Regions from separate parts of the Homo sapiens genome. Here region 1 is linked to region 2. The links are chromatin contacts, found by Hi-C or POLR2A ChIA-PET in ENCODE. All regions are on one chromosome and are shown on one strand. Each heading gives the region's core, a stretch centred on a gene start or an enhancer-like site at or near the end of the contact. The rest is flanking DNA. Distances are from core to core; before and after follow the strand shown.

Region 1 (6,819 bases), core at 1,809-4,308, 48 kb after region 2:
TGGGCAGAGGATGGAGGAGGTAGGGGCTCGAAGGAGGGCATATCAAAGAATTCAAGGGAACTGGAGGGCAAAACCATGCCAACAAGATGCAGTGGACAGAGCTGGTAGAGCACAGAGTCAGCAGTTCAAGAAAGGGGCTTCAGGTGACAGAGAAGTTCCCACAGGAGGATCAGCATCCAAAAGAGAGAACGTGGCCTCACAGAGGCCAGGAAGCAGAAAATCCCAGCCCCGGGAGTCAGAGAATAATCCCCACTCAGAACAAGGAGCCAGGAAGAAGACTTGGCAGCACAGAAGGTGCCTTTCCGAAGAAGCCTGGGACTCAGACCCAGCTTGAGAGCATATTCCCACACCTTAAGAATCAAAATCTATCCTTAACAGCTTCAACAGACTTTTGTCCAGAGCAGCGGCTCAGTAGTTTGACTCACCACTGGATCCCCAAATCAATCGGTCAGGAGTGAAGACAAAGGCCTCAAAACCATGCATGTAGGACCCTGGGTGGGAAGCCTGGGGGTTCAGTGATGAATCTGACCCTATCCAAGTCATGGCACCGTAACTGTTAAGGAAAAAAATTATTCAATGGCCCTTGTCAAAGTACAGCAAGGAAGACTTCATTCAGGACCATCACGATAGGTATAGGGGCCACTGCAAAGGGGTGCTGTTGTCGGGAGAGATTGGGCTCAACTTTGAATACAGCACAGGCAAATGAAAATTAATAGCCAAGGAGCAGGATGGGGTAAGGGGATGGGAAATTCCTAAGAGGAGACATCAGGGTGAAGGGGATTCTGGCCAAATCCATCCGTTAGGATTCTTGCTGAGGACAGGCCAGGGTGGCCGACATCACCTCGGGGGTGGTGCAGGGTGAGGAACCTGATCAGATAATGAGGATGATCAGATAAAGAGGGTGTGGGAGGCCGGGTGCAGTGGCTCACACCTGTAATCCCAGCACTTTGTGGGGCCGAGGGGGGCGGATCACTTGAGGTCAGGAGTTCGAGACTAGCCTGGCCAACATGGCAAAACCCCATCTCTACTAAAAATAGAAAAATTAGCCTAGTATGGTGGTGCATGCCTGTAATCCCAGCTACTCAGGAGGCTGAAGCAGAAGAATATCTTGAACTTTTGAAGCCAAGAGGTAGAGGTTGCATTGAGCGCCACTGCACTTTAGCCTGGTGACAGACCAAGACTCTGTCTCAAAAAAAAAAAAAAAAAAGAAAGGAAAATAAGTGTTAGCGGTTCTTGCGGAACTGTCTCTGCAGGGTTCTTTTGCTAAAACTCTATTTTACGGGGAAGTGCACAGATGGGGCTAGGAGAATGTTTGACTAAAGTTTGGCCAAGCAAAGAATCTTTGCCACAACAGAGAAACAAGAAACTACCATCAAATTAAGAGAAAGTAGGAAAGGAGGTAAGAGAAGCGAATAAATATGGTGGCAAAAGCCAAAACCAAAACCAAAACCAAAACCAAAACAGGATAGCAGAAATAATTCAAAGTCTTCCAGCAATCATAATGAATGTAAATGCATTGGCCTTATCTTACATGACTGGGACATCAGGTAAATGTTTAAAAATGTAGCTATCGAAGGATGCCCCTGGAGGAAATTGAATTAGGCCCATTGTGCATGTGGTATTTCTCCCATCCTCCATCCTGAACCTTGAGAGAAGTCTTGCTTCCATCTACAACCTGCTTGAGCTGGGCTACAGGATGAGTCTCGGGTTGCACTGGGGCCTGAGGGTTCAGCGTTCTCCTGATGAGATGATACTGGTATCAAAGGACTCAGTGAGAGAACCAGGAAGGGGTGCATCATTGGAGGAATGTCTGGGCCACCAGCCATTGACCTGTCTGCGCCTGGAGACTCTGTTGAGTCCCTCCCAGTCTTGGAGAGGCTCGATTTTCTTTCTTTTCTTTCTTTTGTTTGAGACAGAGTTTCGCTCTTGTTGCCTAGGCTGGAGTGCAATGGTGCGATCTCAGCTCACCACAACCTCTGCCTCCCAGGTTCAAGCGATTCTCCTGCCTCAGCCTTCAGAGTAGCTGGGATTACAGGTGTGTGCCACCACGCCTGGCTAATTTTGTATTTTTAGTAGAGACGGGGTTTCTCCATGTTGGTCAGGCTGGTCTCGAACTCCCCACCTCAGGTGATCTGCCCGCCTCGGCCTCCCAACGTACTGGGATTACAGGTGTGAGCCACTGCGCCCGGCCTGGATTTTCATTTTTATTATGGAAGGTGTCATTGCTTTGTTCCTCATTTGTGACAAGGAGATTGCATAGCATTTACCATGGGGACTCAGTGGGACGAAGGATGTGAATGTGCCCCAAGTGCCTTCAAGGGCCATGCCAACAGGAGGACGTTTCATTTGATGAAGACACATCTTGGGAGCTGTCCTGGATCCCGGAGGATGAATTCTGATTTCTCCTTCCTTTGCAGAAACATCTTCCAAGAGCCTGCCATCAGCTCTGCCATCAGCCCTGCCATCAGCTCTGCCATCAGCTCTGCCAGTACTGACAAGGACTCCCTTGGAGGCACTTCCCCTTAGAGGCCCAGATCACTGGTATTTGTAATCAGCCTATATTTAGCAGATGACAATTACACTGACTGGGGAGGCACATTTGAATTCACCACTCAGTTGGCAAGAAGAGGAGAGGCCGTCACTCACCCCTCTGTGAGTGAGCTCTGGTGAATTCCTGGGAGCTAAAGCTTTCTAAACTGTCTTTTCATCATCTCTAAAAGCATCACGTTCTAATGAGGTCCCCAGACAGTGCCTCCCAACACAGGCAGAGGTGGACTTGGCCTCATTATTCCTCATATGAGACATCTCATGTGGTGGTAGGAGGTGGGAGGTGATGGTAAGAGGGGGAAGAAAGGAAACAATTCAAGTAAGACTATTTGCAGTTCAGATTATTCTGTGTTGTCAGAGGCAGGTGGAGGAAGCAAGTTGACAGGACAGTCTTAGCTAAAGCAACATGGATTGAAAAAAAGCCAGCAAGCCTAAAGAATTCTTGAAACAAACAAGCTCTGGATGGTTTCCAGAGTTCTCGACTTGCTGTATTTTGTCAGCTGCCGGCTCCAGACATGACTGGAAACGTCTGCTACAAGTAGCTGCCTAGCATGGCTTTCCTTCTTGGGAGAAGCCAGCTTCAGCTGCCCGTGGGCGTGTGCGGCCTATTTGGCGAAAGCCGTGTTCACATCTGGGGCCCAGAAGGCCACTCTCCAGGGTCTCTGTGGTGAGGGTTGGGGTCTCTGCAGTCTGCCCTTTCCTCACTGAGACCTTCCTGTAGAGAAGCCCACGGCAGGCAGGAGGAAAGTGTGTGGCCTGTCTGCTGGGCTCATGCCAAAGCCAGCAGGACCTGCCCGGCCTGGCCCTCGCCATGTCTGTGAGAGGAAATGCTCCGTAGGCCAGTGCTGGGGAAACGGGGCCCACATTTGTGGTACCAAACTTCTCTGTGTCCATGAGATAGGTGTTCTCATCTGTCAGTTCCCCAGCTGCCTAACAAAGAAGCACAAACACAGTGGCTGAAACAACAGCAATAGATTGTCTCATGATTCTAGAGGCCATGAGGCCGAGATCAAGGTGGCAGCTTGGCTGGGTCCTTCTGAGGCTGTGAGGGGGGATCTGTTCCAGACCTCTCCCCCTGCTGCTGGGGTCTGTTGGCTGTCTTTGGCATTCCTTGGTGTGTAGTTGCATCACTCCAATCTCTGCCTCTGTCTTCATGCAGCGTTCTCCCTGTGTGCCTGTATGTCTGTGTATCCAAATTTCCCCACTGTGTAAGGACCCTACGCGTGTTGGATTAGGGGTCCAGCTTATCCACTATGACCTCATCTAAACTTTAATTATGTCTGCAAGGTGCTGGGGTTACCACTTCAACATACGAATCTTGGGGTGACACAGTTCAATTCACGACACCTCTCAAAGCCATCACAGGCAGGAGACATCCCTGTAGGCCCCTTACCAGAGCAAAGGTGAGGGTTCCAGCTCCATTTCTGGGGAATAGAGGGGCCCGACTGCTCATCTCCCATGGCCACGTTGACAGCGGCCTCCTGGGCACTGAGAGCTGCTTAAGAGACAGCACAAATACACATGCCAGGTTGCAGCATCCTGCAGGAGGTGCCGTGAGCAGGTCTCGAGGACCGAGGGACAAGACATTTGCAGGGAGACACAGCAGCACCTGCAGAATTGGGACATGGCGAGAAGCAGGGAGCAGAGTGCTGAGCGTGGTGCTCGCCGAGGACACCAGGTGCTTGGCACCGAGGACTTGACCTGGGGTACATGGACCTGGAAAGCTAGACAGAGGGTTTGCAAGCTACCTGTAAACACTGAGCAGCCTCTCAAGATGTTTGGGCGGAGCTGCTGTGATGCCGGAGCATGGTGGGCAGCCAGTACCCAGGCCTGCATCCTTTCACGGGAGCGTCCACCTCCGATGCCACCTCCCCTGCCTGGGCACCCACCCCTCCTTCCAGCCAGCCTGGCTCTTTGCTGTGCTGCTTTCTTTTTAACATTCCATTGTATGGATGGACCACATTTTCTTTATCCGTTCATCTGTCAATGGATGCTTGGGTTGCCTCCACTTTTTGGCTGTTGTGAATAATGCTGTTACGAACACGGGTGTAGCCACTTCCTTTTAAAAATTGCAAAAAATTGCTTTCTTTTTCACTTTTTTAAAAGAATTAGGCATAACCATACTTCATATCATGAAAATGAGTCTGTAAAAAATCCACAAAGAAACTGTTCTTGGATTCTGGTCAAATAATGAAAACACTTGTAGACTAAAGTATATAAAAATACATTTTAATTAGCACGTTTTTCCCCTCATTTTCAAGTGACTTTTGTAGTCATCCTTTTCATAGGTAATGTTTCATCTCTTATATTTTTTTCTGTCAGTGTTAGTCTGGTAGGTATTTAACTTTTGAAATGAAAACAAGCAGAATGTTCACCAAAATATTTTTGTGAGTGGGGAGGTTCCCCAGCAGCACATGGGAGAACGCATTGCAGTGGAATACTCTACAGCCAAAGTTGATGGGGAAAGAGGACGCACAAGCAGAAAGGATCTCGGGTGATGAGCTTACCTGCCATTGTAAGCCGTCCCAGGGCCGATCCACTCTTGCTTCTGAAAAGACTCTCTCTATGTATGAGTCCTGCCCCTTTTATTATTCTGTTAAAATTTACATAACAGGAAATCTACCATCTTAACAGTTTTCAAGTATACGGTTCAGTGGTGTTAAATACATTCACTTTGTCATAAAACCACCACCACCCTCATTGCCAGAACTCTTTTCATCTCGTGAAACTGAAATTCTGTACCCATTAAACGCCACATTCCCCCTTCCCCCAGGCCCTGGCACTCCTCTGTTCCACCTTCTGTCTCCATGAATTTGACTTCTGTAGGGACCACATGTAAGTGGAACCTCACAGTGTTTGTACTATTGTGACCGGCTTATTTCACTGAGCATCGTGTCCTCTAGGTTCATCCAGGCTGTAGCATGTGTCAGAACTTCCTTCCTTTTCAGGGCTGAAAAATATTCCATTGTATGGATGGACCACATTTTCTTTATCCATTTATCTGTCAGTGGATGCTTGGGTTGCTTCCACCTTCTGGCTATTGTGAATAATGCTGTTATGAACATGGGTGTAGCCACTTCCTTTTAAAAATTGCAATCAGTTGCATTCATTTAGTACCAGGCCCAGGCTCCCCTCTAGGGAGACAGGCAGAACCACCCAGCTAAGTTGTCCTGTGATTCCTGACTCTCAGAAACTGGGAGAGATGATAAATGGCTTGTTTTAAGCTGCTAAGTCTTTGGATAATTTTGTTATGCAGCAACAGATTAACATAGAGTGTGGAAGCAGAAATTAGGAGACCTAGATAAAGACCCAGAACTTCTCTGGCCAGGGCAATCAGGCAAGAGAAAGAAATAAAGGGTATTCAAATAGGAAGAGAGAAAGTCAAACTGTCTCTGCACATGACATGATCCTGTATCTAGAAAACCCCATCGTCTCAGTCCAAAAGCTGATAAACAACTTCAGCAAAGTCTCAGGATACAAAATCAATGTGCAAAAATCACAAGCATTCCTATACTCCAACAATAGACAAGCAGAGAGCCAAATCATGAATTCCCATTCAGAATTGCTGCAAGTACAATAAAATACCTAGGAATACAGCTAACAAGGGAAGTGAAGGACCTCTTGAAGGAGAACTACACACCACTGCTCAAGGAAGTCAGAGAGAACACAAACAAATAGAAAAACATTTCATGCTCATGGATAGGAAGAGTCAATATCGTGAAAATGGCCATACTGCCCAAAAGGTCTAATATCCAGAATCCACAAGGAACTTAAACAAATTTATAAGAAAAAAACAACCCCATTAAAAAGTGGGCAAAAGACATGAACAGACACTTCTCAAAAGAAGACATTTATGCAGCAGCCAACAAACATATGAAAAAAAAGCTCAATATCACTGATGATTACAGAAATGTAAATCAAAACCACGATGAGATACCATCTCATGCCAATCAAAATGCCAATCAAAATGGCGATTATCAAAAAGTCAAGATACAACAGATACTGGAGAGGCTGTGGGGAAATAACACTTTTACACTGTTGGTGGGAGTGTAAATTAGTTCAACCATTGCGGAAGACAGTGTGGTGATTCCTCAAAGATCTAGAACCAGAAATACCATTTGACTCAGCAATTTCATTACTGGGTATATACCCAAGGGAATATAAATCATTCTGTTACAAAGATTCATGCATGCGCATGTTTATTGCAGCACTATTCACAATAGCAAAGACATGGAATCAACCCAAATGCCTATCAATGATAGACTGGATAAA
Region 2 (6,648 bases), core at 3,501-6,000:
TACTAAAAACACAAAAAATTAGCTGGGCGTGGTGGCAGGCACCTGTAGTCCCAGCTACTCGGGAGGCTGAGGCAGGAGAATGGCATGAACCTGGGAGGCGGAGCTTGCGGTGAGCCGAGATCGCGCCACTGCACTCCAGCCTGGGAGACAGAGCGAGACTCCGTCTCAAATAATAATTAAAAAAAAAAATTTGGAAGCAATCCAAATGTCCAAATGGGGATAAATTTTGGCATGCAATGAAATACTACTTGGCAATAAAAAGGAAGGATGTACTGATGCATGCTACAATGTTGATGAACCTTGAAAACATTATGCTAAATGCAAGAGGCAAGTCACACGAGACCATATATTGTATGAGTCCATTTACATGAAATTTCCAGAATAGGTAAATCTACAGACACAGAGAGTACATTAGTGATTGCTGGGGATGAGGGGAAGTTAGGGAGAATGGGAATTGACTACAAATGGATATGAATTCCTTTCAGTAGGGACTAAAATGTTAAAAAAAAAAAAAAAGCACAGATTATTGTATGATTGTACAAAGCTAAATACACTAAAAAGTATTGAATTTTACACATTAAATGAGTAAATTCTATCATGTGTGAATGATATCGGCTATGAATGGGGTATTTATGTTTCCCTAAAATCCATATATAGAAGCCTAAATCCCCAATGTGGTATTTGGAAATGGGACCTTTGGGAGGTAATTAGGTCATAGGTGTGGAGGCTTCATGAATGGGATTGGTGCCCTTATAAGGAGACAAAGAGACAGAAGTTCCCTCTCTTCAATCTTATGAAGATACAAGAAGACGGCTGTCTGCAAACCAAGAAAGGGGCTGTCACCATACACTGAATCTGCCAGCACCTTGACCTTGGCCTCCTGGCCTCCAGAAACTTTGAGCAATCAATGTTTGTTATTAAGCCACTCAGTCTATGGCATTTTGTTATAGCAGCCAAAAACTAAGACAATATCTTTCATGAACATGTTTCAAAAGAGAGATAGCAAGATTTGGGATAATTATAGTAAAATAACATAATACTATTGCTGTAGGAAAAAAAAATGGGTTCTTGTCACACAACCAGGAAAGATTAGGCTGATGGACACATGGAAGGATAAGGAGTAGGATTTATTGGGCAAAAAGGAAAAAATTCTCAGCAAATCGAGAGGAGTTTCTGTTAACAGGCCTCCATTTCACAGACTGAATCCCAGGTTACCACACACGAACAGAAAAGGCCAGGCTCCTGCCCACTGCAAGTGGCACCAAATTCCTGAGGTCCCACCCCGTCCTCCCAGTGTGCAGGTCCGCATTATTCTGACAGAATCAGTCAGGGCCGGGCACGGTGGCTCACGCCTGTAATCCCAGCACTTTTGGAGGCTGAGGTGGGCGAATCACTTGAGGTCAGGAGTTCAAGACCAGCCTGGCCAACATAGTGAAACGCTGTCCCTACCAAAAATACAAAAATTAGCCAGGCATTGTGGCACACACCTGTAATCCTAGCTACTCAGGAGGGTGAGGCAGGAGAATTGCTTGAACCCAGGAGGTGGAGGTTGCAGTAAGCCAAGATTGCACTACTGCACTCCAGCCTGGGCAACAGACAGGAAAAAAAAAAAAAAAAAAGGATCAGTCAGGAAAGGGTGGGCTTCATCCAGGACTGGCTGTCTGGTTTTTTAAACTTCAGGCTATTTTAGGTTTGAAGGCAGGGTTTCGCAGGGGACCCTTGGCTACCTCCTGTCTCTATCACTAATAGTAGATAATATTTATCAAAGGGTTGCTAAGTCTCACCAGCAGTGCAAGATTAGAGATAACCAGGTCTACGCACATGTGTGTCCTTCCACAAAGTCAGTCAATATTGCAAACCATAGATAATAGTATACTTAATACATAAATGTTATAGATTAAACATTCCACAAACAGACAAAAAGTAACATTCAACATCAAGAGAATAGAGATAGGAGAAAGGTTTAACAAACCAGTCCAGGGAGAGCAACGAAGCCAAAAAGAATCTCCTGGTCTGGGCCAGGCAGTCCTTTGGTCCTGCAAGGAAGAGTCTTTGATGTGGCAGAGCCTTTGGTAGCCAATGCTGGGTTCTCATCATGAGTGACAGCAAGACTGAGTCTGTTAAGACCGCAGTTTTGAGCTGTTTATGACCATAGAGTCCTCTGGTGAGGACTGACAGTGGAGGAGCGTGCTTGTTTATGTCCTTATCTGGCTGGATGCAGTCTTTTTTTTTTTTTTTTTTTTTTATTAAGCAAATCATCTTGTCCTTGCTGGCAAAGTGTCCTATGAAATATAAAATAGAGTCCTTTTCTAAGATGGAGTTAGTTATGTCAAGACTGCTCTGTGCAATAAGACAGAGGCATTGCTCTATGTGCTCTAAACATTCTGCTTTGTTCTCCTTTCATAACAACCTTATGAAGTAGCTACTATTATTTCTGTTTTATACAGAAGAACACTGAATCTAAGTGTAGTACTGAAGTTGCTTGAAGTATTACAGCTAACAGGTGGAGGAGCTGGGGTATAAATCCAGACTGCCTGGCTTCAGAGCCTGTTCCATTAACATACAAAATTCAAGTCCACTCCTGTATTCTAGTAACAACAACTGAGAAACTATAATGGAAGGAATAAGAGATGATGAATACACTTAAGATAATAGCAAAAAACTCTAAGGTACCTAGGAATGTATCTATCTAACAGCATATGTGCACAACACATATGGAGAGCATATATGGGACTTCCTGTTTCAGCCCCAATATGGAAACAGCACGGAAGTCACCCCCTCTCATCGTCACATCAGGGAAAACACTGAACAGACTGAACCTCAATGACTTTACCTAGATCCATCAGCTAATTGAGATCACAGAGCAAACCAGCCTCTCTGAAGTTTGTAGAGAAAGGTGAAGACAGAGAATCATAGCCACGATTAGTTTACCTGAGACTAAAACCACTGGTGCCTGTAACTGGTAGAGCCACTTTAACACTAATTTTGACAAATTGCCAGAGGCTGAGTGTGGACTAGCCTGAGAGTTAAAACCTCTTGGGGCCCAGTCTTAGGGGGACTGCAACAGGCTCATGTATTTCACCTGCTGAAACCCCAGCAGGTTCTTGCCATAAAGATCAGAGAAAAGTGTTTTAGAAAGGGGAGGGGAAAAGAACCATTTTGAAAGATGACCAGAAAATTCTCCTTAACAAAGCCGTGACTTCCAACAGTTTCCCCTTGTCTGACCTGGAGGAAGAGCGACTGGCCTGCTCAAGCCCCCTGTAGCTTTCCTGTCTCATGTAAGGAGAGACAAAAAGCCGCCAAAATTTCCTTTGCCTTAAAGATCAGAGAAAAGTGTTTTAGAAAGGGGAAAGCTTTAAAGTGGCCCTGCTGTTACAGGCGCCAGCGGTTTTAGTCTCAGGTAAACCAGTCTTGGTCATGATTCTCTGTCTTCACCTTTCGGCCGGGCGTGGTGGCTCATGCCTGTAATCCCAGGACTTTAGGAGACCGAGATGGGCAGATCACAAGGTCAAGAGATAGAGACCATCCTGGCCAAGACAGTGAAACCCCGTCTCTACTAAAAATACAGAACTTAGCTGGGCATGGTGGCATGAGCCTGTAGTCCCAGCTACTCATGAGGCTGAGGCAGGAGAATCGCTTGAACCAGGGAGTCGGAGATTGCACTGAGCCAAGATCGCACCACTGCACTCCAGCCTGGCGACAGAGTGGGACTCCATTCCAAAAAAAAAAAAAAAAATTACAGAATCTTCCCCTTACCACCACGTCAATAGGGTTCCAGGATAGTAACAGTGGATTACAACCCAGACAGCTGTAAGACACAGGTTCTTATATAAGAAGTTCATAGGAAACCCCGAAGAAAATGGGGAAAAACACAAGAAAACTAAAGCCCCTGGGATATACAACGACAGCAATCATTACACGCAGTCTAACTCCTGGCCAGATTAATATAAAACCTCACACCAAAAGCCTAATTGCCTCCGTTTTTATTACCTGATGCATCATGTCTGGCTTCTAACAAAAAATTAAAAGGCAAGAGAAAAACACAGAACAAGGCTCAGATATAACAAAGATTTGAAAATTATCCAAAAAGGAACTTAAAATATCTGTGAGTCATTGTTATGGGCTCTAATGAAAAAAGTAAATGACATGTAAATGTAAGCAGAGAGATGAAAACTTTAAAAGAATCAAAAGGAAATGCTAGATATCAAATGCCTCAAGACTCATCTGCGATTCCATCCTCAGCCTTGTCACCCCTCGGTCCCCACCCCACCATGGTGCTTGCTGTGTGTTTTCTTGACCTTGCTGTTCACCTAACCCCCTGGAAGGTGCTGTCCCAACCTCACCTGTGTCCCCTTTCTGGGCTGCTTACCTAGACCACTTGGCCTGGGCTGGCTGTGCCCAGGGGGAGGCTGGGAACATCGGCCGGCTACGCCCTGAGGTAGCTCAGATGCCAGTGTCCCACGGTGAGGACACCTCCGAGGCCGGCTCCGTGTCATCTGCTGGATGGGGCTGAACCCCAGTTGTCCTTCATGGGAATCTTCTCCTGAACCTTGCTGTGTGGGCTGCTTTCTCTTCCTTCCACCAGAGCTTCCTGGATGAAGCCCAGCATAAATGTCTTGTGCTTATCCCCATTCTGGAGGCTTCCAAGCAAGCGTAAACTCTGAAAGGGCAGGGGCCGTGAGTGCTGACTGCTTCTCTGGTCACCGTCTCACGGCCTGCCACAGACCTGTGCAGGATAAGGTGGCTACATGAATAACCAAAGGAAGGCGTGGCTGCTGGAGTGAAGTTGTAATGCACACCTACGTGTTCCAGGAAGAGGAAGTTTAGAGTTCACAAACACATCTTAGTGTTTAGACTTACTTCTGAATGTAAAGGCCCCTAGCACAACAGAAAGGGCATTTAAGGAGAGAAAGCTTAGGAACTCTGACACCTAGGAACTTGCTCTGAGATTTCACCACTCCTGTGTCCTTTCGTTAATCTGCCAGATGTTCCTGATCAGCCAATGTTTGGAAGAAGGGTAGTTACTGGTCTGCAGCAGGGCACTGGGGCAGGACGCGAGGAGGAAGGCACTGCTTTGGGCCCGGGCAAGGGCCAACTATATGTGACCCCAGGAGCTCCCCTTTTCCACCCCAGGGGCCCCACCTTTGTGTCCAGAGGCCCCTCTACCTAACTGTGTCCTGCATTCGTGGGTTCTTGGTCTCACTGACTTCAAGAACGAAGCCACGGACCCTTGCAGTGAGTGTTACAGCTCTTAAGGTGGTGCGTCTGGAGTTTGTTCCTTCTGATGTTCGGACGTGTTCGGAGTTTCTTCCTTCTGTGTGGGTTCGTGGTCTAGCTGGCTCAGGAGTGAAGCTACAGACCTTCGCGGTGAGTGTTACAGCTCTTAAGACGGCGCATCTGGAGTTGTTCATCCCTCCCGGTGGGCTCGTGGTCTCGCTGGCTTCAGGAGTGAAGCTGCAAACCTTAGCGGTAAGTGTTACAGCTCATAAAAGCAGTGTGGACCCAAAGAGTTAGCAATAGCAACATTTATTGCAAAGAGCAAAAGAACAAAGCTTCTACAGCGTGAAAAGGGATCCCAGCAGGTTGCCGCTGCTAGCTTGGGCAGCCTGCTTTTATTCACTTATCTGGCCCCACCCACATCCTGCTGATTGGTAGACCCGAGTGGTCTGTTTTGACAGGGCGCTGATTGGTGCGTTTACAATCCCTGAGCTAGACCCAAAGGTTCTCCAAGGCCCCACCAGAATAGCTAGATACAGAGTGTGGACTGGTGCATTCACAAACCCTGAGCTAGACACAGGGTGCTGATTGGTGCATTTACAATCCCTTAGCTAGACATAAAGGTTCTGCAAGTCCCCACCAGACTCAGGAGCCCAGCTGGCTTCATCCAGTGGATTCCGCACCGGGGCTGCAGGTGGAGCTGCCTGCTAGTCCCGCGCCGTGCGCCGGCACTCCTCAGCCCTTGGGCGGTGGATGGGACTGGGCGCCGTGGAGCAGGGGGCGGCGCTCGTCGGGGAGGCTTGGGCCGCACAGGAGCCCATGGAGGGGGTGGGAGGCTCAGGCATGGCGGGCTGCAGGTCCCGAGCCCTGCCCCGCGGGAAGGCAGCTAAGGCCCGGCGAGAAATGGAGCGCAGCGCCAGTGGGCCGGCACTGCTGGGGGACCCAGTACACCCTCCGCAGCCACTGGCCCGGGTGCTAAGCGCCTCACTGCGCGGGGCCGGCAGGGCTGGCCGTCTGCTCCGAGTGCGCGGCCCGCCAAGCCCACGCCCACCCGGAACTCCAGCTGGCCCGCAAGGGCCGCGCGCAGCCCGGGTTCCCGCTCGCGCCTCTCCCTCCACACCTCCCTGCAAGCTGAGGGAGCCGGCTCCGGCCTCGACCAGCCCAGAAAGGGGCTCCCACAGTGCAGCGGTGGGCTGAAGGGCTCCTCAAGTGTCACCAAAGTGGGAGCCCAGGCAGAGGAGGTGCCCAGAGCGAGCGAGGGCTGTGAGGACTGCCAGCACGCTGTCACCTCTCCTAACCACCTGGACTCAGGTCAGCTCTTCCTTTCCCTCCTGTAAAATTCATCATTTGCATTTACATGTTGTTTCTAGTGTTTTTGCAAGAATAACATTTTTATTTTTATGTGGTATATAGTAAAGTCCATCAATCGCC

The links. Hi-C counts contacts between places; a loop is a spot of excess contacts on that map. ChIA-PET counts read pairs that join two places held with the same protein, here RNA polymerase II (POLR2A).
Region 1: a loop to region 2 is called in a map of left colon, with 2.6 times the contacts of the local background. The contact joins the enhancer-like site here to the promoter of LINC01644 in region 2. A Hi-C loop is called at or near these places in 1 of 168 maps with a recorded cell type or tissue (left colon). POLR2A ChIA-PET finds 5 or more read pairs at or near these places in 2 of 52 experiments (WTC11 and activated T-cell).

What each region holds. Positions count from the first base shown.
Region 1 is chr22:47,531,603-47,538,421 of GRCh38, forward strand. No RefSeq gene overlaps it. Among named protein-coding and RNA genes, the nearest start is that of LINC01644, 48 kb to the left of the region's middle. Within about 2 kb of position 3,059, at least 3 of the 41 ENCODE cell types and tissues checked have a DNase peak (open chromatin) inside an H3K27ac peak, as active enhancers do.
Region 2 is chr22:47,482,361-47,489,008 of GRCh38, forward strand. LINC01644 (long intergenic non-protein coding RNA 1644) reads right to left here and starts at 4,751. Exons shown (of 3, transcript NR_109967.1): 1 at 4,370-4,751.